Regions from separate parts of the Homo sapiens genome. Here region 2 is linked to region 1. A link is an interaction called in ENCODE POLR2A ChIA-PET data of the cell type or tissue named here. Cell type or tissue: IMR-90. All regions are shown on one strand.

Evidence for each region. Peaks named below come from ENCODE experiments on the same cell type or tissue, not always from the same donor. Only the 100,000 strongest peaks of a DNase experiment are listed, where the experiment ranks them.
Region 2: POLR2A ChIA-PET joins it to region 1 with 5 read pairs; 2 of 35 experiments call an interaction of 5 or more read pairs at or near these places.

Annotation. Positions count from the first base shown.
Region 1 is chr5:140,318,200-140,326,199 of GRCh38, reverse strand. No RefSeq gene overlaps it. Among named protein-coding and RNA genes, the nearest start is that of PFDN1, 19 kb to the right of the region's middle. RefSeq lists enhancers at 2,280-3,479, 4,293-4,362, 4,393-4,442. In IMR-90, no CTCF peak of the experiment used is centred here; DNase peaks (open chromatin) are centred at 1,209, 1,949 and 3,269; H3K27ac peaks cover 1,376 bases.
Region 2 is chr5:139,973,750-139,981,749 of GRCh38, reverse strand. All of the region lies in intron 1 of NRG2 (neuregulin 2), which reads left to right. Among named protein-coding and RNA genes, the nearest start is that of NRG2, 66 kb to the left of the region's middle. In IMR-90, no CTCF peak of the experiment used is centred here; no DNase peak of the experiment used is centred here; H3K27me3 peaks cover 2,798 bases.

The DNA of each region.
Region 1 (8,000 bases):
AAATGGTCAGATTCGGGATATGTTTTGGAGGAATCACCTGTAAGACATGCTAATGGATTAAATGTATGTGTTGTGGGGAAGAAGGTAATCAAGGATGACTTCTTAGATTCTAGTCTGAGAAACTGGGTATACGATGGCACTATTAAAATGGGAAGGAATGGGGGAAGAAGCAAGTTCACAGGGGCCATGAAAATCAAGAATTATTTAAGTCCATATGGGGTGGAGGGGACTACCGAGAAGGCAGTGCAAGAAAGGGGGATGCAAAGAGGAGAAAAAAGAGGTAGAAGAGGCTGAGCATGGTGACCCATGCCTGTAATCCCAGCACTTTGCAAGTTCGAGGCAGGAGGGGGGACCTCATCTCCTCATCTCTACAAATCATTTTTAAAAAGAAAAAAACTTAGCCAGGTGTGGTGGCACATGCCTGTGGTCCCAGCTATGTGGGAGGCTGAGGTGGGAAGATTGCTTGAGATCAGGAGTTCAAGGCTGTAGTGAGCTGTGATTGTGCCATTGCATTCCAGCCTGGGTGACAGAGCGACACCCTGTTTCAAAAAAAAAAAAAAAGGCAGAAGAGGTAAATAAAAAGGACCTGAAGACAGGAATAAATAAGGGCATCAGGAGGGTAGGTAGTATTATTTTCCCAGTTTAATGAGGAGGGCCCTGAGGCTCAGCGGGGTGAAATAACTTGCACAAGGATACTATTTTATTAGCTAATGCAATTTTGCTTGATGCCAACCTTGTGCAGGAGGGCCCAGGCTTCTCATTGCCCATGAACTTCTATCCTGGCCACCATTATCCAGAGAGGAGAGAACAAAGTTCTGTGTTTTCCTCCTTGCTGTGGTGAGGAACCCAGGCCAGACTGTGTTGCTCCATGGAGACCAACCCCAGAAAAAGAAAAAGGGCTAACGTCATCCAAGAGCAGGAGGAAGTGAGGGTTGCCCCTTCCCATGATTGGTTTCCAGAGTGTCAGGCCATCACCAAATTAATATAATTTGGAGGTTGTTGTGGTTTGATTTTTCTTTTTGAACTTTTTAAACTGCACATTTTTTCTTGATTGCCCCCTTGATTGATGGAGAAGAGAACAGGGACCTCTTAGCTCACTGCCACCCACACAGCTGTGAAAGAAGCCAGCTGCCCTCTTGCTCTTCAGAGAATATCCCTTCCTCCCTCCCTCTCTCTCTCCCTTCTTCCCACCCAGCATCTTGGCTATTACTAACCAACAGGGCATGTAAGGAAAAGGGCTCCTTTCAGGGCTGGAGTGCTATAGTTGGTGGATCACAGCCTGTGTGGGAGGCTTCCCCAAAGACATATGATGTGGGTGTAGGAACCAGACAGACGGGAGGAATTAAGTCACCCTTTTCCCCAACCCTAATTTTCTTGCCCAACCTAGAAGTCACTGGGTTGGTTTCCTTATACTAAGGCAGTAATTTTATTTCTACTGTCCTCTAGCTTTTGACAGTGGGCAGTCTTCAATGGGAGTGTGAAAGGAGGAAGAAGCTAGCTTGTTCTTTCTTCATGCCACTAGAGTCTGGGTTAAGGACAGCTGTGTAAACCATGTACTCACCCAGGGTTCTCTAGGAAAGCCTGACTTCTTTCTATTTTGTCGGTGGTACTTGGTCAGTTGGGCGTCCCTGGGAAGCATTGTGCTTGGTAAGGGGGGCCTGATCGGGTCCATTTGAGAGTAAGTGTTCTCTCCTGCCTGTGGATGTAAATCCAACCCCTGGAACTCCAGGCCTGAGAAGTGTGACCCAAGTTCAACCCCTTTTACAGGTGTGTGTTTGGACACCTTCCGGAGAAAGTCTGCTGCCCACCCCTGTCCCAGCTGGGTTAGTTTCTCCTCCCCTGTGCTCTCACACCTCTGAGCCTTGGACAATGCAAGGAAAAGGAGTCCTCTTCCCATAGCAGCTTTGCTGCTCCTCTCCCATGGCTTTCATCACACCGCATATTGTCATTGTTTACTCATCCATTTCTCCCACTGTGAACTCTTGGAGGTTGTGGAGTGTGTCCTTTTACACACTGTGTCAGCACACCAGAGGCTTTCCCTAAATGTTTGATGCATGCATGGATGGATGGACAATTGAATAAATGAATGAGTGCATGAATAAATGGATGAGTGAAATAGAGTAGAGGTGAAAGTTTCAGGCTCTAGATCAGACAAGCCTGGGTTTGAATCCTCGTCATGCCATTTTCTGGTTATATAATAATCTCAGATAAGTTATTTAACCTCTCAAAGCCTCAATTTTTTTATTAAGGTTTTTTTTGTGGAGATTACAGTGCCTGTAAAGCATTTATCACAGTGTCTGGCAGCATGGAGTAAGTACTCATACCCGAAAGCTTTTACTATTCTTAACAAGCTTTGCCAGTTTTTACCATCATGGGTCTTGTTTGCACCTCCTTTTCTAGATTTTTGGCACAGTGGGTCTTTGCCAGACTCAAGGGTTGGCCTGCAGGGCTGCCCACATGGGTACACGTTGGGGTCAGGCAATGTAAAAACAGCACTGAGTTTTGCTGAGAAGGGGAAACCGTGATAGGGGCCTGTCTAAAACCAGGCAAACAGGTCAACTGCCAACCCCATTGTCTCAGGCCTTCTCTGCTGGCAGCGTGCTCAAGAAAACAGGAACAGTGTGGCATTTAAGGTGCCTGGATGACAGCCACATCAAATATGTGACCTTTTCCTAGGAAGCCTGGTTTCCATGGTGAGCTCGTTCTCAATCCATGCTCTGTGGCTCTCAGCCCCCTCTGGAATGTGACAGCAGTGGCCCCAGCAGCCGGGTGGGGACATCTGCCTAGAGGTTGTCCCTCCAACATCTCCAGGGTGGAGGAGGAGCTGAGATAGCCCCCTGGGCTGTCTGATGCCCACACCAGCCTTCCAACCTGGAAGGATTTGCACTGAGGCCCTGACACTGCCTCCCTCTGCTCCCCTTCTCCCACACATGGCTCATGGCCAACTGGCTGCCAGCCTGAGCAGAAAGAAGGGGTCTCTTTCTGTGAACCCCCATCTTAGACAGAGGCCCTGACCCCCTCCACCTCATCTTGGCAGCCTGAGATTGGAGAGAGTGTCTGCCGCCCTGGCCTTGGCAGAGCGCGTGCTCAGCCCAGCCCCTGCAGCTGCCAGAACAGGAGCTGAATGCCCAGTGTGTCTGCCAGAGCTTGCTAACTTCTTTCTTCTTTCTCTGAGCTATGAAAACAGAGGCTGCTGAGGAATGTGACTGCTAACCTCCCCACCACCCGCCTCCCTCCTCCTGGGGCTTGTGTTCCCCCAACCCCCCAAGCTGGAGTCACATCAGAAAAATGTAGGGGAGGAAAGAAATCCCCCAATGTGTCATGACATTACATTTCCGCCTGGACCTCAGAAACAAGAAAAGTTAGAAGCAGAGGGAGAAGAGGGGTGGTGTGGTCATTGCCAGAGCCCTGTGACTGCTTCACCTCCTGCCTCCCTGGGGCAGATCACTTGCTCCCTTGGGGATCTGTCTCCTCATTAATAAATGGGGGCAGATCGGGCCTGGTGGCTCACACCTGTAATCCCAGCACTTTGGGAGGCCGAGGTGGGGGGATCATGAGGTCAGGAGTTCAAGACCAGCCTGGGCAACATGTTGAAACCCCGTCTCTACTAAAGACACAAAAAAAATTAACCTGGGCGTGGTGGCGCGCACCTGTAACTCCAGCTACTCAGGAGGCTGAGGCAGGAGAATCGCTTGAACTCGAGGGGCGGAGGTTGCAGTGAGCTGATATCCCACCATTGCACTCCAGCCAGGACGACAGGGAGAGACTCCATCTCAAAAAAAAAAAAAAAATGGGGGCAAATTGCTTTGACTCAGATGGCAGACAAACTCAGAATTACCTGTTTGCTGTCATTGAATAGCACGGATATCACTAAGTTGGTAATTATTGAGTGAGTGTACTGCTCACGCATACTCATTTAACAGACATACGGGGATTCCTCCTTTTTTCTGGAGGCTAAGAACACAAGGGTGAACAGGACCGAGGCCCTGCCCTCCGGGAACTTGCACTTGAATAGGAAAAATAGACAATTAAGTCACAAGAATCAAATGTCAAGAGAGTTGTGTTGGGCAATAGGAGGTGCCAAGTTGGCTGACCTGGTCCAAGGGTCAGGGAGGTCACTTCTTGGAGGAAGTGAAAATCAAGCTGAGGCCTGAAGGATGAGCAGTTGTGATGCAAGTAAAGAATGGGGGTTGAAGTATTCTAGGCCAGGGGAACAGCCAGAGTGCAGAGGGAGGATGATGTGAATGAGGAACCTAACTGGTGTGACAAGAGTGTACACAGCTGGCTTGGGGTCAGCGGAAGAGGCTGCAGAGACAGGCCAGGCCAGATCATGCAAGGCCTTTGAGACTGTGCCAAGGAGCTTGAACTGAATCCTCAGGGCGGTAGGGAGCCAGCCCTGAGTGTTAAAGTGAGTGTGGGTAGGGGTGGCATGCTTGGATCTGTTTTGGGGTGGATGACTCCAGCTGGAGAATGGGCTTGAAGGGTAGCTATAATCAAGCAGGGAGATGGGTTAGCTGGAGACTGTGGTGGTATTTAGGCACTGATGGTAGCAGCAGTGGAGAAGAAGAGAAGATATGAATTCAAGATCTATGGAGGAGATATGTGGAGGATGAGAGAAAGGGAAAAGGGCCCAAGGTGGCTCTGAGTTTTAGGCTTGCACGCCTGGGTGGAAAGTGGTGCCATCTTACTGAGATGGGCCACACTGGAGAAGGAGAAGCTGGTGCGGGTGAAAGTAGCAAGTCCAGTTTTGGCCACTCTAAGTCTGAAGGCATGACCACCATGTCAGTAGGGATATCCAGTGCATGGGTGTGGAGCTGAGTCTGGACCCCAGGGGAAGGCTCAGGCTTGAGTGAGGTCATTGGCCTGGAGAGAATAAGCAAGTGTATCATCAAGGTGGCCAGGCATGGTTACTCACTCCTGTAATCCCAACGCTTTGGGAGGCCGAGGCAGGTGGAAACCAGGAGTTTGAGAGCAGTCTGGGCAACATAATGAAACCTTGTATCTACAAAAAGTACAAAAATTAGCTGAGTATGATGGCATGTGCCTGTGGTGTCCTGGCTGAGGTGAGAGGACCGCTTGAGCCGCAGGAGGTCAAGCCTGCCGCGAGCCGTGATCACACCACTGCACTCCATCCTGGGCAACAGAGTGAGTCCCTGAATTAATTAATTAATTAATTAATTTATTTGAGACAGAGTCTCGCTCTGTCACCCAGGCTGGAGTGCAGTGACATGATCTCAGCTCACTGTGACCTCTGCATCCTGGGTTCCAGAGATTCTCCTGCCTCAGCCTCCCAAGTAGCTGGTATTACAGGTGCACGCCACCATGCCTGGCTAATTTTTGTATTTTTTAGTAGAGACGGGGTTTTGTCATGTTGATCAGGCTGGTCTCAAACTCCTGACCTCAGGTGATCTGTGCACCTCGACTTCCTAAAGTGTTAGGATTACAGGCGTGAGCCACTGCCCCCAGCCAAGAGACCCTGTCTTAAAAAAAAAAAAAAAAAAAAAAAAAAAAGAATGATGCTAGCTGCTCTAACAGAAAATTCCCCAGCCTCGATGGCCTAGCACAGTAGGTTATTTCTCACTCAGGTAAAATCCCAAACTGGTGTTCCTAATAAGTGAGCAACTCTTCTCCAAGTGGGGTTCAGGAACCAGGTCCTTCCAGCTTTTGTGTCTGCCATCTTTTTTTTTTTTTTTTTTTGAGACAGGGTCTAGCTCTATTGCCCAAACTGGAGTGCAGTGGTATGATCATAGCTCACTGCAACCTCTGCCTCCTGGGTTCAAGTGATTCTCGTGCCTCAGCCTCCTGAGTAGCTGGGATCACAGGTGTGTGCCACCATACTTGGCTAATTTTTATATTTTTAGTAGAGACGGGGTTTCGCCGTGTTGGCCAGGCTGCTCTCGAACTTCTGGCCTCCAGTGATCTGCCCACCTCGGCCTCCCAATATGCTGGGATTACAGGCATGAGCCACTGCACCCGACATCTGCCATTTATATTACACAGCTTCCAGGGTCACTGTGATGGGGAAAGGGCATAAGGGCATGGAGGACCACACATGGGAGAGTCTATCACTTCCATCCATATTCCACCAATAAAATCTCATCATGTGGTCACATCTAACTATAAGAGAAGTAGGGAAGTGTAGCCTAGCTGGGCACCCATGAGAAAGAGGAAATGTGTTTTGCAACCAACTATCCAGTCTCTAACACTGGAAGGCACAGGAGTGGATAAGATCACTTGATGAGTCCAGGGCTTGCACTCATTCATTTGTCCCTATTTGTAGGTGTTTACACAGATACAGGACAGACAGAAGTGAAGGTAAGCCACTTCCTCCCCTTCCTTATTGGAGACCAACAGGACAGGATAGGCCTCAACCCATTTTAGTCCCTCCTGCAAGTTGAGCAAACCTCTAGGGTGAAATGATTCCACGGTAGTTAGTTTGTTGGCTCTGACACTGGCCACTCCTGTCTCTTCCTTCAGATTGGCTGCCATTCACCCTCACTTTCCTTTCCTTCTCCTCAATAAGCACTTGTTGAGTATCTGCTATGTGTTGGGGCCCATTCTGGAAATGCAGCAGTGAATGAACCTGCGGTTCCTGTATTAGTTTATTTGTGTATTGTCTGCTTTTCCTACTAGAATGTAAGTTTCATAGGTAGAATCTGTGTCTTATCTTGTCTACCACTGTATCCCTAGCACCCAGAATAATGCCTAGCACATAGTAGGAACTCTGGAAAGAATTGTCAGATAAATGAATGGTTGAATGAAGGCCCTTTGGGAGTCTACATCTGTAATGAGTGAAAAGGGAAGAACATAGGTGACCTAGGTTCACCTGTGGCATAGTGACCTAATCTGGCTCAGGAAGTCAAGGGGGGTGGGTGTTCCTGGGGAAGAGATTTTTAAATTTTTATGTGTTTATTTGTTTGTAGAGACGGAGTCTTGCTGTGTGGTTCAGGCTGGTCTTGAACTGTTGGCCTCAAGCAGTCTTCCCGCCTGGGCCTCCCAAAGCACCAGAATTACAGGCATGAGCCACTGCACTCATCCTGGGAAGAGATATTTAAGCCTAGAGTTATGGATGAGTAGGTGACAGGCAGATGGAAGAGCATATGCAAAGGCCTGGCATCAAAAAAGTGCGTGGAGTAATAAAGTTCAGCGTGGCTGGGGCCTAGAGGGAGTGGAGGGAGCACTGCAAGATGAAACAGATGGGCAGGCAGGGACAGATACATATGGCCTGTGCGGAAGCCTCTATTTGTCCTGAGGGTGTGTCACTCAGCAGCTTCTTTGATATGCAGCCATTGTATTTCAGGTCATTGTTCAAAGAGGGCAATTTTTGACTTTATTATTGATTCTCACCTCACTGTCTCAATAATGTTTGAACTGGGGTCACAATTGAAAGTTATCTGCCTGGCCGGGTGTGGTGGCTCACGCCTATAATCCCAGCACCTTAGGAGGCCAAGGTGGGCAGATCACCTGAGGTCAGGAATTTGAGACCATCCTGGCCAACATGGTGAAACCCTGTCTCTACTAAAAATACAAAAATTAGCCAGGCATGGTGCCACATGCCTGTAATCCCAGCTACTCGGGAAGCTGAGGCACAATAACAGCCTGAACCTGGGAGGCAGAGGTTGCAGTGAGCTGAGATTGCGCCGCTGCACTCCAGCCCAGGCGACAGGGCCAGACTCCACCTCAAAAATAAATAAATAAATAAATAAATAAAAATAAAAAAAAAAAATCCCAGTATCTTTCTGACCCTGCACCCCATGCAGAGACCTCTTTTCTTTTTTAGCAAAACAGACACTGATACTCTCTTTGCTGAAGGGGGTGGGGAAACGAACAACTGTCTCCATTTATGGAAGATCTCATTTAATTATCACAACAGCCCTGGAAGCTTGGCATTATTATCCCCGTTTTTTAGATAAGTGCTAAAAGAAATGAGAATCTGCAATAAGGCTCAAGTGAAGTGCATCTCTCCAGACTAGAGGTTTTGAATAAAATGCTAGTCTTTA
Region 2 (8,000 bases), 340 kb after region 1:
TGACAAGAGTCTTTTTTTGCTGGCAGCCTGGAGCCTCTAATGCTGAACTGGGTCTTCCTCATGGTGCTCCTGGAACCATGGAACCCTAGATGGAGTTCTAGGAGTTCTGGGACCTGTCCCCTGATCACTCCCCTATTCCTGAGGGAATCCCTGGGCTTTGGTGCCTGGGATAGAACCAGAGCCTCAGCCTGGCTCTGCACAGCCACTTGGACTCTCTCTGGATTAGCTTCCCTGTGTTAAGAGAAGGGAAACGGCCACAGGGAATGCCTTCCAGAGGCAGGACTTGAACACTGCCAGCATGGCGGGTTAAGGATCCGTAAGAGTCCCATATGAGGGAGACCCAGGCCAGGGCCATGGCTGCTGGGAGGCCGGCCCTTCCCACCATGGCCATGTGGGGTGAGTGGGCTACATTTTCCTGCCTGTGAACTCCAACCCTAGGAGTGGGAACAGTGCTCCAAGCCACCTCTGGAGGAAGGGGATGTCGGAGGGGCACAGGTGGTAGGGGAGCAGCACCCAGTCCCAAATGAGCAGCTTGCTCAGGCTGGTGCTGGGTGTGAGCAATCGCTCTGCACTCAGCAACAGCTCTCGTCTGCCTGACCTCAGAGCGTGTACAGCAAGCCCAGCATAGATGCTGCTGGCTCTATTCTGGGTCCTCATCTCTGTATCAGTCACACCACAGGGAGTCCTTCTTAGGAAGCTGCTGCCACTGTTGATGCTTTTCCCAACTCTTCACAGCCACGCTGCACCCCAGGAGCTAAGGCTTAGTGTCTCCATCCTTCTGCCTGCCCCCTGAGACACATTTACAGAAACCACTTCTCTGCACAACCAAGCTCCTAGTAGGGGGTAATCAAGTCAAGAGATGCATAGATTTCACCATTTGGGACAGGAAAGTAGGAGGGAGATTCCCCAGGGAAAGGGAGTTGCCTGACAAGCTCAGAAAAAATTGTGGGGAGAATTAGTGGTAGGAAGAAGAGACAGGGAAGGGAAGGAAACTGGGTGGAAAATTCTGTATTGAAGCCAACTGATTGTAGAGATTAGTGCTGGTGTTCAGGTGGAGCCCATTCTGTCTGAACAGACAATTCTCTCCATCCTTTCCCCACAGAGCTCATTGGGGTTGAAAGTGTTGAATGGCAGTCGGTGACTTTTAGACTCTTCTTGGAAGGTATTTTCCTGCCCCCAGCCTTCAAGGATATCTGCCAGGGGAATGGTGGGCATGAGGATGGTGTGTCTGTCTTGGAGGGTACACGCTGAAAGCAGACTTGGGCTAAGAGCAGAGCTTATTTATCTGCACATTCCTATGGATCTAAGGCTTGGACTCTGACTTCAAGAGGTTCTCTATATCCTGAGGACAGCCTTGGAAGGAACAAAACCAGGTACAGTGAAGATTTTTTTTTTTTTTTGGTGATGCTGTGAACATCCTGTGAATTAGAAAGACAAATCTCCCAAAGAGCTGGGGCTGGATGTTTGGCTTCACCTGAAGCAGGGCCCCTCCGTTTTCAAGAGTCAGGAGAGAGCTGGGCTGCCTCACCTGTGTGTCCCTGGCCCCCAGGACTGCTGAGCTGTTTCCAGTGTGGGGAGAGAATTTCATGGGCTGTCATCACCAAACCCATCTGCCTCCGGATGTCCTGGGAGTAAGAGGAAGAAAGAGGCAGTGATAAGCAGAAATAGCATGGGATGTGACAAACTGGAGGGACCTTCCATGGGATCTGATGGGCCTGAGGGTTTTGCTTTGTTTTGTTTTGTTTTGTTTCTGGTGTTACCAAATTTCTTAGTTTCCAACAGAGTATTTTCACACATGGCCTCTTATATTAGTTATATATTACTGCATACAAAATCATTTCAAAATTTAGACTTACAGCAACAAGCATTTGTTATCTCACAGTTTCTGTGTATCAGGAATGCAGGTATGACTTAGCTGGGTGCTTCTGGTTCAAAGTCTCTCATGCCATTGCAGTCAAGCTGTCCTCCAGGACTGCGGTCATCTTAAGGCTCAGCCAGCGTTGCAGGATCAGCTTTGAAGCTCACTCATGTGTCGTTGGCAGGATTTGGAAGATCTGCTTCCAAGCACACTCACATGAGGCTCTCCACAGGGCTCCCTTATAACATGACAGCTAGCTTCCCAGGGACAAGCAATCCAAAATGGAAGCCAGTCTTTTTATGCCCTAATCTGCAACATGACATCCCATCATTCCCCACATTCTATGTGTTAGCAGCACATCAATAAGTCCAACCCACACTCAAGGGAGAAGATTACACAAGAACGAGAATCCCAGGAGATGGAGATTTTCGGGAGGCTGACCTAGAGGCTGCCGACCACGTCTCTCATTTTGGCCTCATAGCAACTCTGTGCTCTAGCCAGGGAGAAATCGTCTGCAGGTAAGGAGGAAAAGGAAAAGGAGCTCTAGGGAGGTGAGGGGCTCTACTCGTGATCAAAGAGTTGTGAAGTGGTAGATTTAGAATTTGAACGTAGGCGTCCATCTGACTTCAGACTTAGTAGTCTTTCTCTTTTTTTTTAAATTATACTTTAAGTTTTAGGGTACATGTGCACAATGTGCAGGTTTGTTACATATGTATATGTGCCATGTTGGTGTGCTGCACCTATTAACTCTTCATTTAACATTAGGTATATCTCCTAATACTATCCCTCCCCCCTCCCCCCACCCCACAACAGGCCCCGGTGTGTGATGCTCCCTTCCTGTGTCCTTGTATTCTCATTGTTCAATTCCCACCTATGAGTGAGAACACGCGGTGTTTGGTTTTTTTGTCCTTGTGATAGTTTGCTGAGAATGATGGTTTCCAGCTTCATCCATGTCCCTACAAAGGACATGAACTCATCATTTTTTATGGCTGCATAGTATTCCATGGTGTATATGTGCCACATTTTCTTAATCCAGTCTATCATTGATGGACATTTGGGTTGGTTCCAAGTCTTTGCTATTGTGAATAGTGCCGCAATAAACATAGTGCTGCAATATTGTGGCTGCGATAGTGCCACAGTAAACATAGTGCCGCAATATAAAAAGAGTCTCACAATATTGTGAATAGTGCCACAATAAACATACATGTGCATGTTTATAATATAGCAGCATGTTTTATATGTTTATAATATACAAGCATGTTATAGCAGCATGTTTTATAATCCTTTGGGTATATACCCAGTAATGGGATGGCGGGGTCAAATGGTATTTCTAGTTCTAGATCCCTGAGGAATCGCCACACTGACTTCCACAATGGTTGAACTAGTTTACAGTCCCACCAACAGTGTAAAAGTGTTCCTATTTCTCCACATCCTCTCCAGCACCTGTTGTTTCCTGACTTTTTAATGATCGCCATTCTAACTGGTGTGAAATAGTATCTCATTGTGGTTTTGATTTGCATTTCTCTGATGGCCAGTGATTATGAGCATTTTTTCATGTGTCTTTTGGCTGCATAAATGTCTTCTTTTGAGAAGTGTCTGTTCATATCTTTTGCCCACTTTTTGATGGGGTTGTTTGATTTTTTCTTGTAAATTTGTTGGAGTTCATTGTAGATGCTGGATATTAGCCCTTTGTCAGATGAGTAGATTGCAAAAATTTTCTCCCATTCTGTAGGTTGCCTGTTCCCTCTGATGGTAGTTTCTTTTGCTGTGCAGAAGCTCTTTAGTTTAATTAGATCCTATTTGTCAATTTTGGCTTTTGTTGCCATTGCTTTTGGTGTTTTAGACATGAAGTCCTTGCCCATGTCTATGTCCTGAATGGTATTGCCTAGGTTTTCTTCTAGGGTTTTTATGGTTTTAGGTCTGACATTTAAGTCTTTAATCCATCCTGAATTAATTTTTGTGTAAGGTGTAAGGAAGGGATCCAGTTTCAGCTTTCTACATTTGGCTAGCCAGTTTTCCCAGCACCATTTATTAAATAGGGAATCCTTTCCCCATTTCTTGTTTTTGTCAGGTTTGTCAAAGATCAGATAGTTGTAGATACGCGGCATTATTTCTGAGGGCTCTGTTCTGTTCCGTTGGTCTATATCTCTGTTTTGGTACCAGTACCATGCTGTTTTGGTTACTGTAGCCTTGTAGTATCATTTGAAGTCAGGTAGTGTGATGCCTCCAGCTTTGTTCTTTTGTCTTAGGATTGACTTGGCAATGCAGGCTCTTTTTTGGTTCCATATGAACTTTAAAGTAGTTTTTTCCAATTCTGTGAAGAAAGTCACTGGTAGCTTGATGGGGATGGCATTGAATCTATAAATTACCTTGGGCAGTATGGCCATTTTCACGATATTGATTCTTCCTACCCATACCTTGACGCCTGCCAATCCCATTGTCTACTGATACCTCTGGTTAGAATTTGGAGCAGACTTGAGTTGATTGAACATTAAGAGCTTGATGCTGGCTGACTTGCCACTTGATTCTTTCTGGCTGTTTCTGGATTCTTAGGGACATGGTTCATAATCATTCCCCTCTATAGCAAGGACAACTTCTACCTACCATACTTCTTTTTATATTTTTTAATAAACTTTTTATTTTAGAACTTTTAGGTTTACAGAAAAATTGTGAAGATAAGCCAGAGAGTTCCATATATCCCAACCCAGTGTTCTATAGTATTAACATCTTACATTAGTGTGGTACCTTTGTTATAATTAATGAACCAATATTAATGTAGTATTATGAACTAAAGTTTATACTTTATTCAGATTTCCTCACTATTCCTTTGTAATTGAGGCAGGCACTGGGCGATCCATTCATTTGATTAATTCCTAGTCTAGTCCTTCAAGTTGGCACCATTATTATCTATATTTTACTGAAGAGGAAAGTAAGACACAAAGAGATTAAGTAACTTGGCAGATCACAGAGCTGTGCAGAAGCAATGTCAGCACTTTAACTATGGGCTCTCTCACTCCCATGCAGTGCTCTTAACCATTTATGCTTTTCTTCCTCTCTCTCATCCTCTGACTCCTGCTCAGAAGGAGGGAATTATGTACATAAGTAATAACCTAACAGCTGGTCCTACCCCTAGGGTCTAAGCTTTTGGAAAAGATAAGAACCTGTCAGGAAACTGGTGGTGTTTTAGTACCTTCTCCTTCAGCCTCAACTTTCTCTCTGAGAACTGATAGGATTATATTAATGACCCTGGGGTCTCTTCTGGCTCTGACTTTCTGAAACCCAGTGAGTCTGTCCCAGAGGATTTAGGGGCTACCAGTGGGAAAATTGGGGAGGAGGTGGGTTCTGCTTCCCCCAAGCCCAGTGAGTCATTGGCACCTCAGGGAATGAGCCCACTGTTTGGCCTCACTGGCTTCTTTTGCAAATCACTGCAATAGATCACTCATTATATAGGATTGAATCATGTGGCTGCCCATCAAGTTAAGACCCTAAGACTGTTGGCTCTGCATTTGAGGTTATTACCTTTAACTGGTTCAAAGACTTCAGGAATAAAGCCTCTGGGGAAGGCATTGTGAGCAATATTTTTTTCTGCAACACAAATGAAACCCATTCTTTGAGGAGCACAAGCCTTATACAAAGAATTTGTCTCCTCATTTAAAGTGGTGGGAGGCTCTGACAACCCTGACTTGTCAGGAATTCCAAAGCAGGATTGTCGAGAGTGTCCCAGAGTACTGAAGGGTGTGGACTTGAGAGTCACATAGACCCAGCCTGCCTCTTACAAGTTGGTGACCTTGGACAAGTCTCTCAGCCTCTCTGTGTCACCTTTTCAACATCTATAACATAAGGAAAGTATAAGGTTAGCTACCTCATGGAGTTGTTCTTAGATTAAATGTAATAATTTAGGTAAAATGCTTAGTTGAGCCCACAATAAATGCTTAATAAATGTTAGCATTTTTAGGACTTGTTGGAATAATGTATTATTTTTAATTTTAATTCCAGCTCTAAAAGTTATATTTTCTTTTATTCTATTACCCTATTGGAGTCCCAAGTATCTAGAAAGCACCAATTGCTGAAAAGCATGTTCAGCCCCAGGATACAGACAGTTTTCTTCTGGTGGACTGAGGCAGAGGTAGGGGAGGTGATCTATTGAGCTTCACCAACTATTTCCTTCACTACCATCTGCAAAGGAAGCCTGTGGCCTTGGCAAGACAGTCTCAGCCCAGCCCAGCTGCCCCAGCCAGCCTGCCTTGCTGCTATCTGATATTCCCCAGATGGCCCTAGGGCTCTGGAGGGCCTCCTCTCTTGTCTAAGGAAGTGAGCAGGACTGCCCATAGGGTTACTCCTGCAGGGCTCATCCCAGACCTGGCACCTGGCTTTGTGTCTGCCCTCTCTGGCTCTCCACATACCAGTCAGGCTGGGGTCCTGGACACCAAGCTCAGGGAGGGGTACTGAGGCTACTCCTTCCTTGAAAGTAGGACTGGGGTAAGGGTGGCAGACTAGGTCAGACTGGCCACACTGCGGGGCCGGTTCCTGTAGCAGGAGGCTGCTGTCTGTGCCTCGGAGGCCCTGGGGCATGCAGAACAGGCAAAAGGGTCTGACCATGAAGTGCTGGGAAAGGTGTTTAGACCCAGTCTTTTTTTTCCCTTTTCACCAGAAAGCACTGCACCAGAGAAGCTGGACTTGATTTTGATTCTAAGTCCTTTGCTGACTGCGATTAGAATTGGCTGAGTGATTCCAAGATATGTAAGAATGGAGAGGTACAGGGACATCGCGATATTATTGGGGGTGGCCTGCACATTCGTGCACATGTAGTACACATGACAAGTAGACATGTACGACACACATATGAGGCGCTTGTGTATCAGCATTCAAGAAACCTCTTCTCCAGAGGCACATTGGCTGCTAGCCCACACAGGGGGCGCATGGCCTACATACAGACCAGGAAATGGGTTTTCCACATCCAGAGAACATTTACTGCATCTAAGCAGCCATTCTGTGGGCCTGTCCCCCTCTGGGTTTAGAAAGGAAGTAGTCTAAAGCTGTGGACCAGAAGCAGAGGCCCCCTAAAGGTAGGAGCACCCCATAGGCATGTGCCACGTTGCAGAGTTGCTGTCCTCAACCTTGGTGCTGAGAACAGTTGGTCCCGAGGCTGGGTGGAGGACCAGGCCATTTCTGAGGCCTCTGATCTACGGGGAGAAGAGAAATAGGGGCTGGTAACAGCCAAGGAGGAAGAGGAGGCTGGAATCTTACATTTTTAATGATGTAGGCTCTCACTGGTAGAAAAAAAACTATTGGTAAATTATATTTTTTAAAAAATTATGACTGGTTGAGTGTGCGATTGCCTCATGTCTTACCTGACACCTTGCTGTTCGATGGTCTAGGTGGCAGCTCATCATCCTCACAATCACGTGTTGTCAACTTAGCCCAAGCTCCCCTGTTTGCCAGACCACAGCCTTCTCCCCTTCCCCTGGCTCAAAGTGACTGGTGTGGCTTGTGCCTTTTGGGGTACCCTGCTGCCTCCAAGGCATAGCCCTTCCCCATTTTGCCAAGGACAGAGGTACTCCCCTTGAGAATGGAGGGAGGGGAAGAGGAAAAGGGGGAAATCTTGGATCCTTGTCACATCATAGCCTTTTGTGGTAGTTTTTCATTTTCTCGGTGAGGAGGAAAACCCTAGTGAGGAATTGGAATGAAACTATTTGGGGTTGGGGAGTATATATTTCTAAGCTATTGGATTATTTTACCTGAATGAAACATTTTTATCTCCAGAGCAAAAAGGGCCAGGGAGGACTGGGTATGTAGGAATTGTAAGTGGCTCCTAGTTTTGCTTTTAAAAAACATTTTTAAATTACACAAGAACTATTGAATTTTGAACAGTTAGACGATATGGGTAATCAAAAAGAAGAAAATAAGAACACTCATAATCTCACTACCCAGCAACAAAACTAAAGATTCTGGAGTAAATTCTTCCAGAACTGTCACTGTGTAGAAAAACTCTTTTAAAAATGGGATCATACTATACCTACTCTTTCATAACCTGCCCCATGTTTCATTTAAAAGTATGTGAGGCCGCGTTGTGAGGGCAATCACGACAGCTGTCTACGAACCAGGAAATGGGCCCTCACCAGACACTGAATCTGTCAGAATC